Linked DNA regions of Homo sapiens: region 1 is linked to region 2. A link is an interaction called in ENCODE POLR2A ChIA-PET data of the cell type or tissue named here. Cell type or tissue: Caco-2. All regions are shown on one strand. Each heading gives the region's core, and the rest is flanking DNA. Links, peaks and the distances in the headings are about the cores only.

The links. Peaks named below come from ENCODE experiments on the same cell type or tissue, not always from the same donor. Only the 100,000 strongest peaks of a DNase experiment are listed, where the experiment ranks them.
Region 1: POLR2A ChIA-PET joins it to region 2 with 6 read pairs; 2 of 35 experiments call an interaction of 5 or more read pairs at or near these places.

What each region holds. Positions count from the first base shown.
Region 1 is chr9:90,492,401-90,497,787 of GRCh38, forward strand. All of the region lies in intron 5 of LINC01501 (long intergenic non-protein coding RNA 1501), which reads right to left. Among named protein-coding and RNA genes, the nearest start is that of LINC01508, 62 kb to the left of the region's middle. In Caco-2, for the core only: no CTCF peak of the experiment used is centred there; no DNase peak of the experiment used is centred there.
Region 2 is chr9:90,421,476-90,426,862 of GRCh38, forward strand. The region is part of intron 1 of LINC01508 (long intergenic non-protein coding RNA 1508); the gene reads right to left. Among named protein-coding and RNA genes, the nearest start is that of LINC01508, 9.3 kb to the right of the region's middle. In Caco-2, for the core only: no CTCF peak of the experiment used is centred there; a DNase peak (open chromatin) is centred at 2,376; H3K4me3 peaks cover 613 bases.

The DNA.
Region 1 (5,387 bases), core at 316-5,315, 71 kb after region 2:
CTCTTGTTCCTTTCTCCCTTTCCTCCTCTTCCTCCACCTCCTCCTTTTTCTCTTCCTTCTCTCTCACATCATCTTCTTTTCTCCCTTAACTAGCTTTCTTTTTCTCCTGTTGAGTTAGGGGAAAATGAAAGTGGTTGGGATTGTCTCATTGCCCTGGTTTATTTAAACACATAGATGTCTTGTTAGAGAAAGCTTTGACTTTCCCAAAGGTTCATTTCCTTAGGCTTACTCTGGGCTTTCTGCAGGTGGATTCCAATTCACTGACTTCACACATATGTGCACACACATGAACACATATCAGCATAGGAACATTAAGATTCAGTTGCACTAATTTGAGAGGAAACATTTCTTCTTAAGGCAAATCTATTGACACGCTAAGGAGTGGTGTCACTTGTCATAAAGCATGCTTTTTGTTTCCCTCACAGTCCAGTTGATCACTTATATGCTCTAGGAAGAAGCAGTAGGAACTATAAACATAGGTTTATAGATATGTTTATCTTCTAGCTATCTTTATCCTCAGAGAGATGATTCCCAAAGTCTGGACCAAAGTATGGACCAAAACTATGGTGGGGCTATAGAGTACCTAACAGCTGTCCTCACAACCAAGTATGCACCAGCCATTATTGATACATGAAATAATGCTGTCTACCACATATATATAAGATTGAAGTATATCAGATTGCTAATATTCCATTCCTGTCCTATATAGATAGTAGTTTCATATGGTTTATCCTAACTCTAATGACACTCTTATACATATGCATTTATATAAATATATTATTTTTCAAATATATGAAAAAGCTATTGTGATTACATAAATGTACGTAATACCTCATTGAATTTATTGTTGCTTTTTAAAATCTTTATTGCTAGAGCAATTGAGTTAAAAGGGGACTAATCGAAGAGGGGTGATGGGGCAGGATGTTTTATCTTCCTATTGGTGCTGTAACAAATTATCACAAACTCAGTGGCTTAAAATGAAATAAATTTATTATATTTCTTATCGGTCAAGGTGTCAGCAGGGCTTTTGGAGATTCTAGGGCAGAAATGATTTTCACGCCTTTTCCTACTTCTAGGGTCCTCCTGTATTCCTGGGCTTGGGCCTCTTCCATATTCAAAGCCTCTCAAGTTCAATTCTTACTTTTGTTTCATTTTGCTTTATCTACATGGTAAAACCTTGGTCTCTACAACCTTTATTTTAACCCAGATATTCCTTTCTATTGATTCCAGGTCTTTAGATGAACTTTTTCAGCCAATTGCCAACCAGAAAATTTTTGAATCTACCTATGATCTGGAAACCCTTCTCCCCGCTTCAAGTTGTCTTGCCTTTCTGAGCAGAATCAATGTGCATCTCACTTGTATTGACTGATGTCTTATGTCTCGCTAAAATGTATAAACAAAACTGTAGCTCAATTACCTTGGGTACGTGTTCTCATTATCTCCTAGAGCTGTGTCACAGGCTATTGGTCCCTTATATTTGGCTCAGAAGAATTCTCTTCAAATATTTTTCAGAGTTTGACCCTTTTCATCTACAGTCTTAAAAGGCAAGCATTAGTGGCTGCGCAGAGCTGAGAAGATGACCCAGAAAGGCTCCCCATGCACCAGGAGTCAGAGACTCTGGATGGCTTTAGATGAGCCACCCAAGCACTGGGTCATAGCACACTTTCCCCGGGTACACATCAGCTCAGGTGTAAATATAGCAATGCAGATAGCGAGAGTGGTATGAAGCTGCCAATTTGCAAATGAGACTCTGAAGACAGACATGGGGACATCTCGGCATCTGTGCCTTGGAGGTAAATGAAAAGCTGAATGTCTGAAATCCCCTTGCATTTGGGAACACCGGCACTGGGAGGGGGCAGGAGGCTGAACCACTGAAGACTGCGTTGTCACTGTGGTCATGGGTAGGCTTCTCACAATTTCTAGGTTGCGGTCTTGGAAATAGCTGAGGTGACAAGGATGTAAGGACATAAAAGTGATTTGTGTCATCAGATTTGAGGCTGAGCTTCCACTGGAATATCTGTTAAATAGGAACAAAAATGCATGCATGCACAATTGTGATGAGTAATAAATGAGAAGACTGAGGTGAGGCAGGGTCTCATACCAGCAACTTGCAGGACAAATGCAGCCTGCACAGTGGATTTGGCTTGGAAGGTGAGATAAACATTCATTTTCAAGAAACACTATGGTCCCCAGGAGGCAGTACCCCATCTAGGACCCTCAGTTTTGTTTGTTGGATATGTCTAAACATCTGATATAAGAACCTTGATGAATTGACAGGCTCATTCAGCAAGTCATGGCCATGGTGTGAAGGGAGGTAATGAGAGAGTGTAAAATGAAGAAATAACACAGAAGAATTTTTTTTTTTTTTTTTTTACTTTGTCACCCAGGCTGGAGTGCAATGGTTCGATCCCAGCTCACTGCAACCTCTGCCTCCCAGGTTCAAGTGATTCTACTGCCTCAGCCACCTGAGTAGCTGGGATTACAGGCACCCATCATCATGCCCAGCTAATTTTTGTATTTTTAGTAGAGACAGGGTTTCACCACATTGGCCAGGCTGGTCTCAAACTCCTGACCTCATGTGATCCATCCGCCTCAGCCTCTCAAAGTGCTGGGATTAAAGGCATGAGCCACCATGCCCTGCCCAAGGAAGACTATTTCTTGCTAAAAATGATGTTCAATTTTTGTATCCAATCCGAATACATCTGGACAAATGTATATAGTTGTTACATGCTTTATATTTTGTCCATATTAGCCTATTATTAGTAAAAATGATCGGTTTAACTCTCAATTTAGGAACTTCTGCCTTTCTGAATCAGCAGTTTCTCCCCCTTAAACCTAAATCTAAAAATATTGGTCACTGCATGTGAGTGAACTAATACACAGGAAAAGTTGAGACAGGCGAGCACCCAGATTTTTCTTTAAATAAAACCATCACGCTTTGAGTTAGCCATGAGTTGATAACTGTTGAAGCTGGGTGATGTGTACATGGCAGCTCATTACATTCTGCTTTTGTGTGTGTGATTTCCATAATAAAATAATATGTGTCCTTTATTCTGCAAGATGGTGCACCTGGCACAATGAAGACCATGCACACCTACAGCTGAGACTTCAACATCAGACCGGCTTTTCTGGAAGCAAAGTCTATCTGTGAACTGGAACCTAAACCACATTTCAGAAATGTCACTGCTGGTGACTTTGAGAACTCATATGAACACAAAGTCATTGCCTCCAAAATAACTCTCTTCCATCTTTTGTGGTAATATTTGTCCTTCTGCGAACTGTTCATTTCAGAGACTCTTATCTCTTCTACATTGAGGAAGTCATAAATGATGCCTGTCCCTTCCATTGTTGATAAGACAGTTGACGAGAATGTGTGCAGGTACCTGGTTGTTGGATACTCATTAAGAGATAACTACTTGACTCCAATCTACACTATAAGGTCACAGTAACCAAAACAGCATGGTACTGGTAGAAAAACAGACACATAGACAAAAAGAACAGAATAGAGAACTCAGAAATAAGAGTGCACACCTACAACCATCTGATCTTCAACAAACCTGACAAAAACAAGCAATGGGGAAAGGATTCCCTATTTAATAAATGGTACTGGGAGAACTGGCAGCCATATGCAGAAAATTGAAACTGGATCCCTTCCTTATACCTTATACAAAACTTAACTCAAGATGGATTAAAGACTTAAATGTAAAACCCGAAACTATAAGAACTCTAAAAGAAAATCTAGACAATACCATTCAGGACATAGGCACAGGCAAAGATTTTGTGACAAAGCACCAAAAGAAATTGCAACAAAAGCAAAAATTGACCAATGGGATCTAACTAAACCAAAGAGCTTCTGCACAGCAAAAGAAACGACCATCAGAGTGAACAGACAACCTACAGAATGGAAGAACATTTTTGCAATCTATCCATCTGACAAAGGCCTAATATCCAGAGCCTACAAGGAATTTAAATTCACAAGAAAAAAACAAACAACCTCATTAAAAAGTGGGCAAAGGACATGAACAGACACTTCTCAAAATAAGACATTCATGTAGCCAACAAACATAAGAAAAAAAGCTCAACATCACTGATCATTAGAGAAATGCAAATCAAAACCACAATGAGATACCATCTCATGCCAGTAAGAACGGCAATTATTAAAAAATTCGAGAAACAGCAGATGCTGGCAAGGTTGCAGAAAAAAAGGAACACATCTACACCGTTGGTGGGAATGTAAATTAGTTCAACAATCGTGGAAGACAGTGTGGCAATTACTCAAAGATCTAGAAGCAGAAATACCATTTGATACAACAATCCCATTATTGAGTGTATACCCAAAGGAATATAAATCATTCTGTTGTAAAGATACATGCATGTGTATGTTCATTGCAGCACTATTCACAATAGCAAAGCCATGGAATCAATCCAAATGCCCATCAACAGTAGACTGGATAAAGAAAATGTGGTACATATACACCATGGAATGCTATGCAGCCAGAAAAAGGAACAAGATTGTGTCCTTTGCAGGGACGTAGGTGGTGCTGGAAGCCATTATCCTCAGCAAACTAATGCAGGAACAGAAAACCAAACAGCACATGTTCTCACTTATAAGTGAGAGCTGAACTATGAGAACACATGGACACAGGGAGGGGAACAACACACAGTGGGGCCTGTCAGGGGGTTGGGGAGAGGGAGAGCTTTAGGAAAAACAGCTAATGCATGCTGGGCTTAATACATGGGCAATAGGTTGATCTGTGCAGCAAATTACCATGGCACACATTTACATATGAACAAACCTTTACATCCTGCACATGTACCCCAGAACTTGAAATAAAAGTTGATAAAACAAACAAACAAAAAAGAAACCTGCACATGTACCCCTGAATCTAAAATAAAAGTTGAAAAAAAGAAAAAAGAAAATCCCATTCCAACTATAAGGCTGAAAGTCAACTGCACACATGAGAATAAAACTCAGCAAAATTCTCTGTCAGACTATTCTGTTTCCTCAATAATTTGTTCTTTTGGCCAATTGATTAAAATATTGTAACATCCTTGAAGACAATATTTTATTATAAACTTATTGGCAATTTTATAAAGAGAGGTGACTACCAGTTCTAGAGTTCTTATCATAACATAGGCACTTGCGCCTGGCCAGCCTCCAAGTCACAACCATTTTGTGGCACTGGTGTTATTCTACTTGAGGTTGTTTTTCTGTCAATTTTCAAGACATTCTCTTGCCTGCCAGCTTCTAATCATATTGACAATATATGACAGCTTCTTGGAAGCCTATTTCTGATTAAAATGTCCTTTAAAATTCACTGGATTTGGCAACAACTTTAAACCATTGGTTATCTGATATCCTGGACCATAGCTAGAGAAGCAGATGG
Region 2 (5,387 bases), core at 292-5,291:
CATGCCTGCTCTTGTGGGTATCATTTTTGTTTTACTATAGAAAATATCTGAGTTGTTCCCACTTAGTATTTTGAGACTTTTTTTAGACTCACAATATAATAGGGATTTGGAATTTTAAGATTATTTTACAACCATGGATTACGTGTTCAATATTTACAAAAGCCCAAGAACAGGACAGTAATTTTCTCTGAAAGGGTGTATAATTTTTAGCCAATGCTGGGAGCTTATGGGTCTCAAAGTGCAGCAGGGTCCTCTGGCCAGTGGTCGTGCATTTTGCCATAGGGTCTAATTGGCAAATGGGGAGTTGGGAAGGATGTTACCAAGACCTGTAACTCAAGTGGTAAAGTGGGGCTCACGGGGAAGGTGGCCTTGGTGGCCAGTTGAAGGGTCTCTAGGAAACTGGGTTGGTGGGGGCTCCACTCAAAGGTAGACGGGTCCCATCAAGAGCTCTGCATGGGTGTGCAAGAGTGCCAATGCCAGATGGTCTCAGTAATCACTGGGCTTTGTTTCTATTTGTCAAGGCAGAGAGGGCCAAATGCTTGGCAGTCATCTCTTCTGGAACGAGGCACTGTGTTCCTTAATCATTTTTCCTTGCAGGAATTTTACTTGGGTATTAGGTTCTTGCTTTTTGTCTGTGTTAATGGATCAGCATGTAAACTCCTATCTCCTAGTGGCACTCTTCTGTCTAGTACTCAGGAAAAATTTTTCTTTCTGGACCTGCATTTTCAGAAAACAGAGTGAAAAATAAGTGTCAAGGGAATGACAAGGTGTATCAGCCATCTCAATGAAATGCTGTTATGTCTGATCATTTCCTGGTCCACTGTGCTGTGCATGATGTCCGAGGCACATCTAGGCATACCTTTTGTCCTCAGCATTTCAAACTCTTAGTAGTTCACCCTTTATGAGCAAATAGCAGGTCCACTGACCACCAAGGAAGCACTGTGGGGTGTTCAGATCTGTACCCGCCATTATTTCTGGTGTATTGCAATGCATCTGGTAGGAGGAAATACCGTAAATTTGGTCCAAATTGCACATAGTTGGCAGGCACTCTTCATTATTCATATTTGGGGTCGTGTTGTGCCTGTTTCCTGCTTTTTGAACTATGTCTCCTCTGCTTTTATACTTTCTGTTTGTTATTTGTTGCTTTCCAGACGTAGGGTAGATGAATCTTTTCTACTCCTCCATCTTAAATAAACCTTCAAAACATCACATATTTTAAACTTGGAAATATAATAATTACCTCAAAAGAAATGTTCAGACATTTCTTTTTAAAAGATACACCAAAATATTTTGGTTTATCTTTTTTGAACATTTCTCTGATAAAGATGCAAATGAAATTATTTTTGCAAAGAAAATTGCTTAATTTACTCTTTGTAGAGATCTATGAATTTAAAATTCATAAATTACAAAATTCATAGATTTCATAGATTCATTTATAGAATTTCATTCATAGATTCATATGAATGCATAGATTCATTCATAGAATTCATAGATTAATTATGAAATTTATATTATAAAATTCATAGATTCATTATGATTTCACAGAGAATCATAATTGTGGTAAAGATTTATCAAGTAATTATGGGTAAGTCTAGTATTGTTTATTTAATGCAATGCTTGAGTTACCAGAATAAGTATTAATTTTCAATTCAAACATTTTTCATGTAGCTTGTTTTCCAAAGTGAAATATGAGTGGTGCTACTTTAAATGAATAGGGACAGAAATACTAAGTTTTAGATGCAGGATTACTTGATGTCCATTACTTTATAAACGACAACAGCCCTAGAAAGTACTCTTGTCCACATGGTACACACAAGGAAATTGAGAGTCAAAGCGCTTAAGACACTTGGCCAATCTCACATGAACAGTAGACAGACAAATTGAAAGAAACCATCATCCCTGCTCGGAGTCCTTATAATAGCCTCCTAACTGGTCTCCCCTCTCCACTCTGTCTCACCTCTGCCACTTTGTTCTCCATCCAGCACTGAGCTTGCTATTAAAAACTTGTCATGTTGTGCTGAGAGAGTTGACTGTTGGGAGACAATTCCACGGATCACTTTTGTTTCTGCAAAGATTGGGCCTTCTGAGCAAAGACATGTTTAAATAGTAGACAGCTTTGGAAGCTAGAGGTGGTGTATCCCTGTACAGAAATTTTAAGAACCTACCACCACAGAGACATCCACGGTAGTAAAGATAAAGCTCTCTTCTTTTCCTCCCGGAGATACCCGCTTACATTCCAGGGTAGTAAGTCATCTCTCTTCAGAGAGGAGGAAAGGCAAAAAAGCAAACATAGCAGCGCTATAAAAGCTCACAGTCACCTAACTGTGTGGTTCCTCTGCCATGATGCCCCGTTAGATCCCACCACCCATACAAGTTATGTGAGGTCCTCACTACACTCCTTGCAGAGCTTGGGGCATAGGAAACGGCAAGATGTTTCTGCAGCTGCTGACTTTGCTGTGAGTAATTAACGGTGCACGTCTTTGGTCAGCATACATGTAAAACATCGTGGCAGGTGAGTAGGGTCAAAGTTCAGATCCTTCACAGTTCCTGACTCAACACTCTCTTCTCTGCTTAAGCCTCCCACGGCCTTCCTACCCCATTCAAAGTAAATATGGAAGCCTTATGGCTCCCCCTTCCCCCTTCACTGCACACTCACACACATTAGCTCTTTTACTTTCTCTTCTACGTGCTTGCTTTGCTCCAGCAACACTAGTTTCTTTGCTAACCCTTAAACCTAACAGGCAGCCGCTTGCCTTGAGAGTGCATTTGCTGTTCCCTCTGCCTGAGCTTCTCCCCCGTGTATGTGCAGGGCTCCCTTTCGCCATTCCGACCTTTGTCTGAGCATCATGTTCACAACAAGTCTCTTCTGTGGCCAACTTTCACAACTGCAGCCACTCTCTCAATGCCCTTAGACTCCCACTGCTTTACTTTTACTCAACTTCACTTATTACATCTTTTACCTATTATCTCATTTTTGTCCACTTCCCCTATCAGAATGACAACTCCATAAAGACAAGACTTTTGTCTCATTATTTATTGCTGTGTGCATCATCTAAAATAATAACTGGCTCATAGCAGGGACTCAAGAAATATTTGTCAAATGAATGAATACATGTATAACTCTGAATCTACATTGTTTTCACTTCTACACTATCTCTAATTCTTTATTAATATCCTTTAATGGAAGAAAACTAACAATGTTTGGAGTGACAGCTACTTTAGATTTACCATTGAGAAAAGAAAATCATGAGTTGAAAAATGAAATAATACTAGCAAATATAATGAAGAAGAACTAAAAATAAAGTGCAATCCTTGAAAAATTGCTAATTTCAGAAACAACTCAAAACCCATCCACAAGCACACTTGTTCTGGGCAGATAAGATGCTTTTAACCATCTTCATCTAGGAATTCCATCTTCTTGGGATCAACACACCTTTTTTTGCTAGACTATCAGGCAGCAATATTGAGTTCCAACATATGATTCTTAGTACTTCACTCCAAGCCAAGCTAATCAAGTAGCCTCAGTAGATGGCTGAAAAATTTGCTTTATTCACATTTTCTGGGCTGTGTCCAGAAACCCTTTTGTGTGTGCCCTTTCTTTTACAGGTGTGTTGTGAATTATCTGGAAATGATTCAGTTTTCAGAAGGAGCAACTGGCTAGGGTTCAAACTCTAGAGGTATGAACCAGTCAACATCTAGTAGTTTTCTGGTAGGTTCTGTGGTTTTTCTTAAAAAGATTAGGATGAGGAAACTTCAAAGAGAATTGATACTTCTTTGTAAGTTCTTGAGCAAGTCCTTAACCAATCTGGGCCCCAGCTTTCTCACACAAAAAACAGAGAGGGTAATATCTGGCTCAGAGGAGAGTCAAGAAAATTAAAGGAAATAAAGTATGGAAGTTGCATTTTGTTATACAGATTCAAAGATTCAATATGACAGAAATGGAGAGAGAAGAGATATATGTATATAAAATACAGAAGTCATTTTCTCATCCACAATGAGATACATTTCCCCAAGTCCCAGCTAAATCCTGGAAGTTTTATATAATCAGTGCGACAGGAGGTGATCTGTGGTAAAATTAGACACATCCCAGGAAGTGCTCCTAATCACAATTGAAGAAATAATAGGAACTACTCACGTGACTATCACTCTGCAGTCAGGCAGCACCTATTTGACTTGTGAAAATCTTGATCCACTGAATCTTAAATATAAATTCAAGTTGCTGAGGCTTTCCTTACAGGTGTTTGAAAGACCTAGATCCTGCTTTTTGGGGCAGTGGAGTCACACGAGCATTGCATGTATATATGTGTGAGTGTGTGTGTGTTCTCAACTCTCTGCCTCTCCATTTTCCCTCTATACTTAAACAAATACGGAGAAGAGAGCAATGTCATCATATGAATTAGTAGAGAACTCAGTCTTTTCTACAGATGAAACCATTTATTACATTTATTCTCTAACAAATAGATATATCAAACTGGAAAATCAATGTGAAATAAAAATGTAAAAGAAATGGTCTTTTCCAAGTCATTAACACAAAATATATTTTCCAAATATAGCAGCTGCAGCAAGGACAGCTCTCTACCCAATACCAGCTCTCATGAGCCCAGATATTGATCTCTAATCCTCTCCTCCCCTGGAAGAGATCAGGACTTCCTGATGGGTATTTATCTCATAATTCATAATTACATAATTCATGTAAAAATTTAAGATGTTTCCAGAAAATCTGGAGCTTCCACCCTTTAAGACTATTACTGGAAGAGCTGAAAGTAGACAGCCAAATTTGGACAATTTGAGGAAACATCAAAATAATAATAGTTAATGGCATATTAACTTATATTAATTAAATTGATGAGGCATGATCTCATAATGACAAAAGAGAACTATTGATTTAAAAACGTAAAGAGATACCTGACATGGTGGCTCACACCTGTAATCTCAGGACTTTGAGGTCAGGAATTCGAGACCAGCCTGGCCAACATGGTGAAACCCTGTCTGTACTAAAATACAAAAAAAAAAAAAAAATTAGCTGGTCATGGTAGCGGGTGCCTGTAATCCCAGCTACTCAGGAGTCTGAGGCAGGAGAATCACTTGAACCTGGGAGGCAGAGGTTGCAGTGGGCTATCGTACCACTGCACTCCAGCTTGGGTGACAGAGTAAGACTCTATCTTAAAAAAAAAAAGAAAAGAAAAGAAAAGAAAAAGGAAATAGATAATTATAATAAAAAAGATGAGTATGATAGACATTTTTAATTCATTATTGATTTTAGTAAGTTATAGAGTTATTTGTGCATGTGCGTTTTTGGTTGCATCTAGTTAGTATATGTCTGTGTGTAAGGAATTTATTTGTACTAGTTTCTATGTGAGCAAGAATAAGCAATGACTGAGAACTGT